Linked DNA regions of Homo sapiens: region 1 is linked to region 2. A link is an interaction called in ENCODE POLR2A ChIA-PET data of the cell type or tissue named here. Cell type or tissue: MCF 10A. All regions are shown on one strand. Region 1 has its middle 430 kb from the start of LINC01826. Region 2 overlaps CLASP1 (cytoplasmic linker associated protein 1).

Region 1 (5,000 bases), 1.2 Mb after region 2:
TGGTTGGTTTACAGGATTATTTCCCACGTCTTTTTTATAACCCCTCTTTCCACCTGAAAAACTCCTAGTTAACCTTCAAGATTCTGCCTTGCCTGATACAAGAATTAACTTGGTTGCTCCATTCAGGTCCCTTCAAGGAAACGTCATATTGCATAAGTGCCCCAATTGATCCTTTTAATCATGACCTGGTCACCTAGGTGTCCACATCTTCCCTTGACCTCAGTCTTTTCCCTGTGTTTCCAGTGCAATCACAGTTCCTGATATGAGGATTCTTAATAAATAGCTGCTGCATGAATGAAAAACAAGACATAGAGAGGAAGCACTTATTAGATTCCAGACTCCCTGCTATGCATTGGGGATTCAACAACAAATGTCACAAACTTGTTCCAAAATATTATTTGTACAGTGAGGCCTGTTTATTGCCTGGTATGGGTACTGTTGGCAGATACGGGGCTTCTGGGTGTTTAGGAAAGGTCAGGTACCTTCTTCCTGAGAGTTTTAGAAAGACTGTGTGGTCTATTTTTTAATAGGAAGCCTTAAGAGTGGAGTCCAGCGGCACATGGGAAAATATAACATTGAAACTATTGGAAAGCATGGCATCAATGTGGAAAAACGGGGTCCTACATTGCAATTTAAGTTGTTGTAGATGAAAACAGTAAACTCTGAAGAGTGGGGCCAACATTAACCTGCTGGTAGGGGTTCCTCTCAAGGTCAGGTAGCCCTGAGATTTATGCTAAAGGACAAGGCCAGTGCTTACCACATTTAGCAACTTCTCTCTCGGTGAGTCCTAGTTTAGCACGATATTGCCACACTCAACGACTCGACCCCACGATTTCAAATGGCAACCCCGTTGAAGTGGATATGGAGTTTTGCTTCTGTATGTCCATTGAAGGTCATGTATGAAGATGTTACCAATGTTAAGCTATTCTGAATATCCCCAGTATCTCTTCAAGTGCAAAACTTACAGCATTATAAAATAAGGGGAAGATATACCTGAAAAAACATGAAGATTTGGTAATTTAAAAAAAAGTTTTAAAAACAAAAATTGCTTAATTAAAGTCCTATATGAATTTAGGCAAAATACACAAACTAGCTGATCTCCAGATTCCCCATATAGATGACAGGCAAAGAATGTCTACAATTATTGATAAGATTAAATGAGATAATGTGTATATTTCTTGCACATTGCATAAAACTTCAATAAACATTTGCCTACCTAAATTTCCATTTTCTTTCATTATATACCTCTGTATAAGGCCCAGTCAGAATGCCTTTCCAGATATAAAGCATGGCAATAACTAGGAAATTTGGAATACTGGTAAAAATTTCTTGTATTTTTCTTTCTTTCTCTTTATGGGGTTCCATCAAATTTTGCTGGACCATGTCACTTGGATATTTTTAGATGAGACCTTAAAAAAGTCATATATGGGCCGGGTGTGGTGGTTCATGCCTGTAATTCCAGCGCTTTGGGAGGCCGAGGTGGGTGGATCACCTGAGGTCAGGAGTTCGAGACCAGCCTGGGCAACATGGTGAAACACCATCTCTACTAAAAATATGAAAATTAGCCAGGTGTGGTGGCGGGTGCCTGTAATCCCAGCTACTTGGGAGGCTGAGGCAGGAGAATTGCTTGAACCCGGGAGGTGGAGGTTGCAGTGAACTGAGATCACACCGTTGCACACCAGCCTGGGTGACAAGAGTGAAACTCCATCACAAAAAAAACAAAAAAACAAAAAAAAACCAAAAAAGTCATATATGTTACGCCAAATATGGCTGATAAAACTGAAGAGGTTGAACATGTAAGTAGTAGTTGTGCTCAGACATTAGAGTGCCTGTGAAGAACTACAAAGCTTGCTATCGTTTTATACATTTGTTATGGTCTGAAGAATTGTATTTCCTCAAGATTCACATGTTGAAACCTAACCCCCAAGGTCACGGTATTACCAGGCGAGGCTTTTGGCTGATTAGGTCAAGAGGGCTCTGCCCTTAAAAATGAAATTAGTGCCCTTGTGAAAAACGCTTGAGGGAGCTTGTTCACCCCTTTTGCCATGTGAAAATGCAGCAAAATGTGTTATCTACAAGGAATGGGCCCTTGCCGCATGTTGAATCTGTTGGCATCTTGATCTTGGACTTTCCAGCCTTCAGGACTGTGAACAATGAATTCTGTTGCTTATAAATTACTCTGCTTATAAATTACTCTGCTTATAAATTCTGTTGCTTATAAATTTGTTACAGCTGCCTGAATAGATGAAGGCACCATTCGAGTCTCTGGATTTTACTTTCCCAAAATTCAGTGAGTTCCAGTATCATTCTTTGAGAAATCCAATAATTGTTTTTAACCTTAAGATTAACAGGTAGGAAAGTGACACACACCTGAAACCTGTTACTCTAGTGGTAGAATCTCATGGTTTGCAAACGTACTGCTGAAAATATTTCCTGCATATGAAAGGTACTCTGAAGCCCCTCAGAAGACACCACACCACCCAGACTGCTACTAGATAACATAGACTCCAAGAATGGCATTTGCTAATGTGTGTATAAAATGGCATTTTAGAATTGCCTAAATATCCTTATTAACACTTTCTAAAGAATTGCTGTTAACTCTTTTAAAATCAATTAGATTGCCGAAGGAAGAGGGAGGGGATAGGTTTAAGTGAGGTACTACATCACATAGTGTTGGATACATTTTCCAAAAAGATAAATGTAAGTCTTTTTGAACACATAATTTTTGTGGCCATATTGTCTCTGAATAAAAGGACAATTGGGTTGTCTTCAATCTGGAGAGTTCTAGTTGTTTTCATTTTTTTTGCCTTTATTCTCCCCAGTTTCTTCATGATGATGCATTTGTTTATAGCCTGCACACCACATCTGATACATTTTTAATCTTTAGTGAGCCATGACAAACTCAGAAATGATTAGAAATTCCAAAAGAACATGTTTTTTAACTTCACTGAGTACTTTTTTTTTTTATTTCACTCTTTGTTTTCTTTGGAAAACAAATAAAATGTCTGCTTCCTCTTAGCCATATCTCTCTAAAGTGTTCTGTTGTGTGTCATTAGCCAACAGGCAGCTGGGTAAATGCTGGCCCACATCCAAAATGATGATTGCTTTTCATAAGCACTGTCTTTGCTGTTGGCTTTCTGACTAATGGCTTCTGCTTGTAATGGATACAATGTAGTATGATTAACTCTCAGGTGATTAATAGATGGTGTTTCTGAGAACTAAATAATGAAGAAGCAATTAAACAAATCTGATATGCTGTCTTTACCACAAATCAAATAACACTTTTTCTTCCTATTCCTTGGACAGTGGTTTGGAGGTCATAAAGCTGTTCTGACTCACAAATGGGAGACTTTGGCAATTGTTTTAGGATAAATAAAGACAGGAAACATAGTACACCCTCTTCACCATCATACTCACCTGTGTTTGAGATTTTGTAGTGTGTGATATGAAAAATAGGTGTCATTTAATCCGTGAGCCCCAATTTCTTCATCTCTAAAACAGTGATTATAATAGATAATTTGTACCTTTAAATGAAGATTAATGAAGATTAAACAACACAATGTACACAAAGCATCCCACAAAAATGCCAAATACATAGTATTCAGTTAATATATGTTGGTTTCAAATACCTCCCTTTCTTCTAGCCTTAGCACTCATTTTTCTGGAAGCAAAGAATATTAGGAGATAGGATGAGGATTGTCAGAAACTTTCTTTTCTTCTCTGACCTTCAGTAATTCAGAAAAGAAAAAGATTCATCCCTCTACTAACATGAAAATAATTGCCATTTGCAGCCGTGATAATCATTTTAAGTTATTAGTATTAAAAAAGGCATATCATAGATTATCGTATTTCTAGCCTCCAATATCAATTTCTATACTCCCTGTTACTTGGCCTTGGCTGTGTAGAATTTTACCATCTCACTAGAAATAATAAACAGCAAACATCAAAACAAGCAAAAACAAGTAAGCAAACAAATTATAGGTAATTAATATATTTTATACTTTAAACATTTGAAGATGGTGAGTTTTTTTTTTTATTTTTATTTTTTGAGACCGAGTCTTGCTCTGTCGCCCAGGCTGGAGTGCAGCGGCTCGATCTTGGCTCACTGCAAGCTCCGCCTCCCGGGTTCACGCCATTCTCCTGCCTCAGCCTCCCTAGTAGCTGGAACTACAGGTGCCCGCCACCACGCCCGGCTAATTTTTTGTATTTTTTAGTAGAGACGGGGTTTCACCGTGTTAGCCAGGATGGTCTCGATTTCCTGACCTCATGATCCGCCCGCCTTGGCCTCGAGATTTATTTTTAAACGGCAGAAATAGGTGGCTAATTTGTCTTGGAACAAGTAACACCTTTTGCTTGGTTATGTCTCATGAACAAACAATCCCACAATCTCAGTGGCTTATAGCAACAAGGGCTAACTTCTTGCTCACGTCATACCATAGCTGAAATCATTTCCCAATTTTATCTTTTACCGGTTGGAGATGAGAAATAATTACACTTATTGAACTTGCTAATAAATTTGTTAGTCTTTATCTGCAGCTCCCCTTGTTTTCTCAACTTTATGTTGAAGTATAATTTACGTATCATAAAATAAATAGTTAAGTATTTCTATTAATCAGTTTTTGTAATAGCATGCATTCATGTTACCACCACCTAAACAACAGAGTTTTTTCCATCACCCACAAACATATTCTTTGCTTCTTTCCATTCAGTCTCTGCTGAGGCAACTTCTACTGTCTGTTAGTTTTACCTACTTCAGAAGTTGATTTAAATAGAATTCTACAATATGTGCTTGTATATGTCTGACTCTGTCTAGTCAGAATAATCTGTGTTTTTTACATTCATGATTTGTATGTATCAGTAGATGACATCTTCTTTTTGCTAAGTAGTTTTCCACTAAATGAATATATATAACATCATATTTTATTTTCTTATTCTTTTTTGATGACCATTAGAATTGTTTACAGGTTTGGACTATTATGAATAAGTCTTCTGTTAATTTT
Region 2 (5,000 bases):
ATTTGGAAAAGGTTTCCTACCAGAATGTTCTCTCATACTTTAAAGTAATTACACTAAGAGCTATTTGCCATTTGTGCAAATAATCCTTCAAATCTTCCATCTCTGCTTTAATGATCTCTTTCTCCAGAACCCTCTTTAGCTAGAGAGGCAAATACCATACCGCTACATACGAAGACAAAGAGAAAGAAGATGACAATTTAACATAAATAGCCATGTTCCAATAATACTTAATCCTCTAATAGCAATCTCAAGTCTACTCCAAGATACAAACCTACCTGAATCAAACTCACGTACAAACAAAATTCTATGTCCAAGTGTCCAAAACTATAATCACCTATAATCATCTTACCCTCAAAACCTGCTCTCCCCTCCAGGTTCCTGACTTCAGTTGGTCCTACCACCATTTGTCCAGGCCAAAATATGGAATTGCTCTTAACTCTTCCCCTCCTATCTCCCACCAGGTCTTTCCCCACCCACTGCCCTAAATAAGCACTGGGTGTGGTCAGTGCTGCTTAGAACCACCTCTCACTTCCATTCCCTCTCAGTCCCACTGAGGCCAACCTAATTCGGGTCTTCCTCATCTCTCAGGTAGATCTGTATTACCAAATAGTATCCTTACTGGTGTCCATGTCTTTAATCTTTGTATGTTTTGTTTTTTTTAATGACCTGTTTTAAATACATGAAACAGTGAAAAAGATTTTCTTAAAGCACATAACCCAACACGCAGATCAACTGTTACCTTTAACTATTGTCCCCAGCGTATTCAGCATTCCTTAGTTTTTCCCTAATGTCCTTTATCTGCTCCAGGATCCCATTCAGGACACCACATTACATTTAGTTATCCTGCCTCCCTAGGCTCTTCTAGGTTGTGACAGTTTCTCAGACTTTGTTTTCAATGACCTTGACATGGTTAGGGAGTTTACAGAATATCTTTCATTTTGGGTTTGCCTGAGGCTTCTGCCATGTTTCCACAGAGCTTATGGGGCTTTGGGAGGAAGACCACAGAGGTAAAATGCCATTCTCATCACATCCTATCAAGAACACCCACCACACTGACCGACTAGGAAGTTATGCTCCCCTCCTTTAGAATGGGATATTTGCATAAATGATTTGGAATAATTCTGCACAAGAGGTTCGTCTCTTCATCTCCATTTACACACTTTTCAATCATTTTGTTTACATCGTATGGATCATTAACATTTATTTTATACTTTGGGTTAAAACTCAACAATACTTCACTGTGTTGCTTAAAGCATTCTAGCTTTGGCTATTGGAAGCACTTTCAGTTGACTCCTGTGTCTCTCAGCAATACCCCCACTGTTGTTTTGTTTTGCTTTTTCTTTGATTTTTTCAACCACTTCCTTACTTTCTGGCCCTGCGAGATACACTGGCTCACCTTGCTCCAGCCCTAAACTCAGCCATTTCCCCAAGGAGCCCTGGTAGTGTTAGTGACCAAGATCTGGGTACTGGATGGTTTCTTTTTACAAGATCTTAGGATACATTTAATTCTGCATCTTGTTTTCTTAGAATACCTTTCCATATCTACACAAAAAGATCAACTATATTATTTTAAACCTCAGTTCAACCTTCATACCTCCTGTTATGAGATCACCTAGAGCTGCCACAGTGGATGTGTCCCTGTATCAATAGGATGAGATTGATGTGCCAGGCCCAAGGCCCCCTCACTGGCTCCTCAGCAAAGGGACTATCATCCCCAATTTGCACATGAGAAAATGAAGGTGGACAGCCATGCTGCCAGTCCCAGGTCACAAACTGCCCATGCAGAGGTGGCACTCATACCCAGTCTGAGGGATTCCAGAGCACTTGGCCTGACAAAATGGCTTTCTGGAATAAAGACTTGTCTAAGACAGCAAAAACTAGGGCTCTCCCCTGTCCTGCAACTAACCCAATTATAGAAAACCCAAAACCTTCAGTATCTGTGTTCAAAAGCTGCCCTACCTACTCCTCATGGGGCTGCTGTGAACTTCATAAAACAAAAAACGCAGGAAAGTGCTCTGAAAACACTAAAGTACTCTACACACCTTGGGAGACCTGCTGCTGTTATATTTTGCAGATTTTTAATGGTCATGAATTAATACATGATTCAGACATACCACTTCCATAAGAAACAGTATTTTAATCCTTGTTTCCTATCACGACTGCAGTTACTGAGGGTAAAAGTTACCAAAGCATGTAAGCCTGAATTCCAGGTGATAGTGACTAAGGAGGCAGGCAATTTGAAAAAATATATCAAGTGAAAGAATCGTCTTTATTTTAAACTCAGATTCAGGAGGCTATCTCCATGGCTTTTAACATGAAAAAGCTGACTCTCATATTATTTTGACCTGTTGCTAAATACAAATGAAAATATCACAACTTAAGTCAAATGCTACTTGTAAGTGACACACTTTCAAATCCTCAAAGGAAAGGCTCTGAGAGAGGTTACTTCAGAACATGAATTATTTAACTCTCCTGCCCAGGTATTGATTTCCTGCAGCAGTTTAACCTGAAAATAGAATATGATACTTAGGTATGAAATAAAAATATTATCACTGTATACCTTAAATTCTCAATTAAAGAATACAAATATACTTTAAATTCTCAATTTAAAAATATGAGCAGAAATGTGGCATCTTCCAGTACTTTCAGCCCAACTTAACCAAATTTAAGAAAATAGCTATACAAACCTTTAATAATCCATTACAAAATAAACACTGAGCAGAAGTCCTGGATGTGTGCCCAATTCCCCACAGCAGGAGACAAATAAACACTTGTTACTGTATGCAATTTTACTCTGTGCAATACCTGTTTCAGTAGAAGAGTCTGGAAATACCCTTTGAAGACAACAAATTAAGAGTCTGCCAGCAAAACCACTAGGAAAGCAAGACAGTGATACAGGTTGTTCCCATCACATCAACTGTACCCTATACCTTTAAATGCAAACCCTGTTTACACAGAATCTTTTAAAATCACTTCGATATTGGCCAAACCTGAGAAAAAGCTCTGTGGAAAGACTGAAACCTAATCAAGAAGATTTTTTGTGAGCAATACTTCTTTTGTAGTTTTCCTGTACATTTTTGCATTTTAAAAATGCAAATCTTTTAAAGGGGAAAAAAATAAACAATGACTTAAGACAGAAGCAGCATCCTTGCACTGCTATCATTTATGCTTTTCCTCTATACCTACTGGGAAAACTTAGAAATTTCTAGCCAGTAGATTATTTTCAAGACCACTTAGCGTTATTAACAAATACCTTGCAATTGCAAATAGATTTATGTTCATAACCCTCATACTGTGAACATAAGCAGAGAAAAATTAAAAGCCCATGAAATAAACAGAAGATAAAAACACAGCTAGCCTCAGCCTACTGTGCCTACTTCCTCTCTCCTAGTCTTAGAAGGTTAACATTGATGTTTATTTCCCTGTAGGTTTCACAATTTTTCACTGCTTAAATACCAACAACATTCATAACAATCTTTCCCATGTTTCATCCATGATTTTTAGTTACCACAGGAATTATAAAATATTTAAGCATTTCCTAGCCAAGCAGCAATAATTATAAACACTTTTCAGAATATATTAGAATAGCCTACCTTTCCCAGTAGTCATGATTGTCAGTAATCCTGGTACCAAATAAAAACACTGCTCTGAAAGCTATACCTACTCACAGCAACTTAAGCATCAGCAAACTCTCCACCCACACTTGTTCAGTGTGATCCGGCAGCACCAATGACAACTGCCACCCTATTCCAAAATAAAAGCCTAGACTAACAATGATTTTGTAAAAAGGGTTGGGGGTTGGTGGCTGGGGGGAGGTGTGAGCCTTCTCCATCCAACTCTACTCATTTAAGAGAGTCTTCTTTAAAAGTGGTATTAAAAATTTTTAAACCAGTTCTTCCCCCTCAAGAAAAAGAATATTCCTAACACAAATCTTAAAAAGAAAAATATCAAAAAGCAACCTTATTTCCACACAGAAAATAAAATAAGCTGTCTGCTGCAGCTTATGCGACTTATGCTGCCATCAGAAGCAGTCTCTTCCAGGCTATTTTAGGTGGGCTTCTTAGCACAGCTCAACACATATGCCAGCCTTGTAACAAACACATTATCCTTGTATTCGTGACTATGGAAACACTTTCCTAAGATACTGAACCACTATCCCAAACCTTGTAATATGCATAGTCTAATAAACAAGCACTGGGAGAGAGTGTGAACCTAGAATTGGCACCTGATCCACTTATTCACAATCATTGCTTTTAAAGGATAAGCATGGATAATAATGACTTGGCTTCTTAATAAAGAAAAGACAACTGATTTGCCTTTAAATGAATGCTTTGTCCTAGCCACACTGGGCAATAATTCAGATCTTATCTAACAGAATCTGTCAATGGTCTGTTTTCAGACTTGCACAGGTATTTCTCATTTCCGACAAAGTAGAACTGATACCTGTAATATTTTTCAAGTTATAGTTGTTTAAGTGTAAAACCATAAAGCAAAATGCATTTGGCAACAAAATGATACCCTGTACATTCATGTATAAGAGCCAATAATGTTATGATTACTTGTTATCTACTTTATAGTTTTATTAGCAAATAAATATTGGGTCTTTTACTTCAGCTACAAATTTATTATAGAATTATCATGGATTTAACCAAGATGATAGTTTGTATCTTTCCTCATAAACATGTTAGCTTTGCTCAAGAAACTCAAAAGCATGTGTATTTTTTAACCAAATTAATGTTCATGGGCCTCGCTTCAATCAAATCCAATTAAAGATCATTAAGTGGTTGCAGATAAAGGACACTGAGTAGTCCATAATTACTGGGTCTTTCATTCTGAAAATCCAATTCTCCCATGAGCATAAGCACATCTGCATGATTTAAAAACTTACAAATAATTTGCTTTTTGAAACTCATGGAAGGAAAAACTGTAATTTTTGCTTCAAGGGGCTTGCTAATTATATGGAGATGAAAAAAAGAAGAAACATCTATATAGCAACATAT

Evidence for each region. Peaks named below come from ENCODE experiments on the same cell type or tissue, not always from the same donor. Only the 100,000 strongest peaks of a DNase experiment are listed, where the experiment ranks them.
Region 1: POLR2A ChIA-PET joins it to region 2 with 5 read pairs; 1 of 35 experiments calls an interaction of 5 or more read pairs at or near these places.

What each region holds. Positions count from the first base shown.
Region 1 is chr2:122,640,787-122,645,786 of GRCh38, forward strand. No RefSeq gene overlaps it. Among named protein-coding and RNA genes, the nearest start is that of LINC01826, 430 kb to the right of the region's middle. In MCF 10A, no CTCF peak of the experiment used is centred here; a DNase peak (open chromatin) is centred at 3,085.
Region 2 is chr2:121,486,680-121,491,679 of GRCh38, forward strand. All of the region lies in intron 8 of CLASP1 (cytoplasmic linker associated protein 1), which reads right to left. Among named protein-coding and RNA genes, the nearest start is that of CLASP1-AS1, 41 kb to the right of the region's middle. RefSeq lists an enhancer at 2,763-2,972. In MCF 10A, no CTCF peak of the experiment used is centred here; a DNase peak (open chromatin) is centred at 2,792.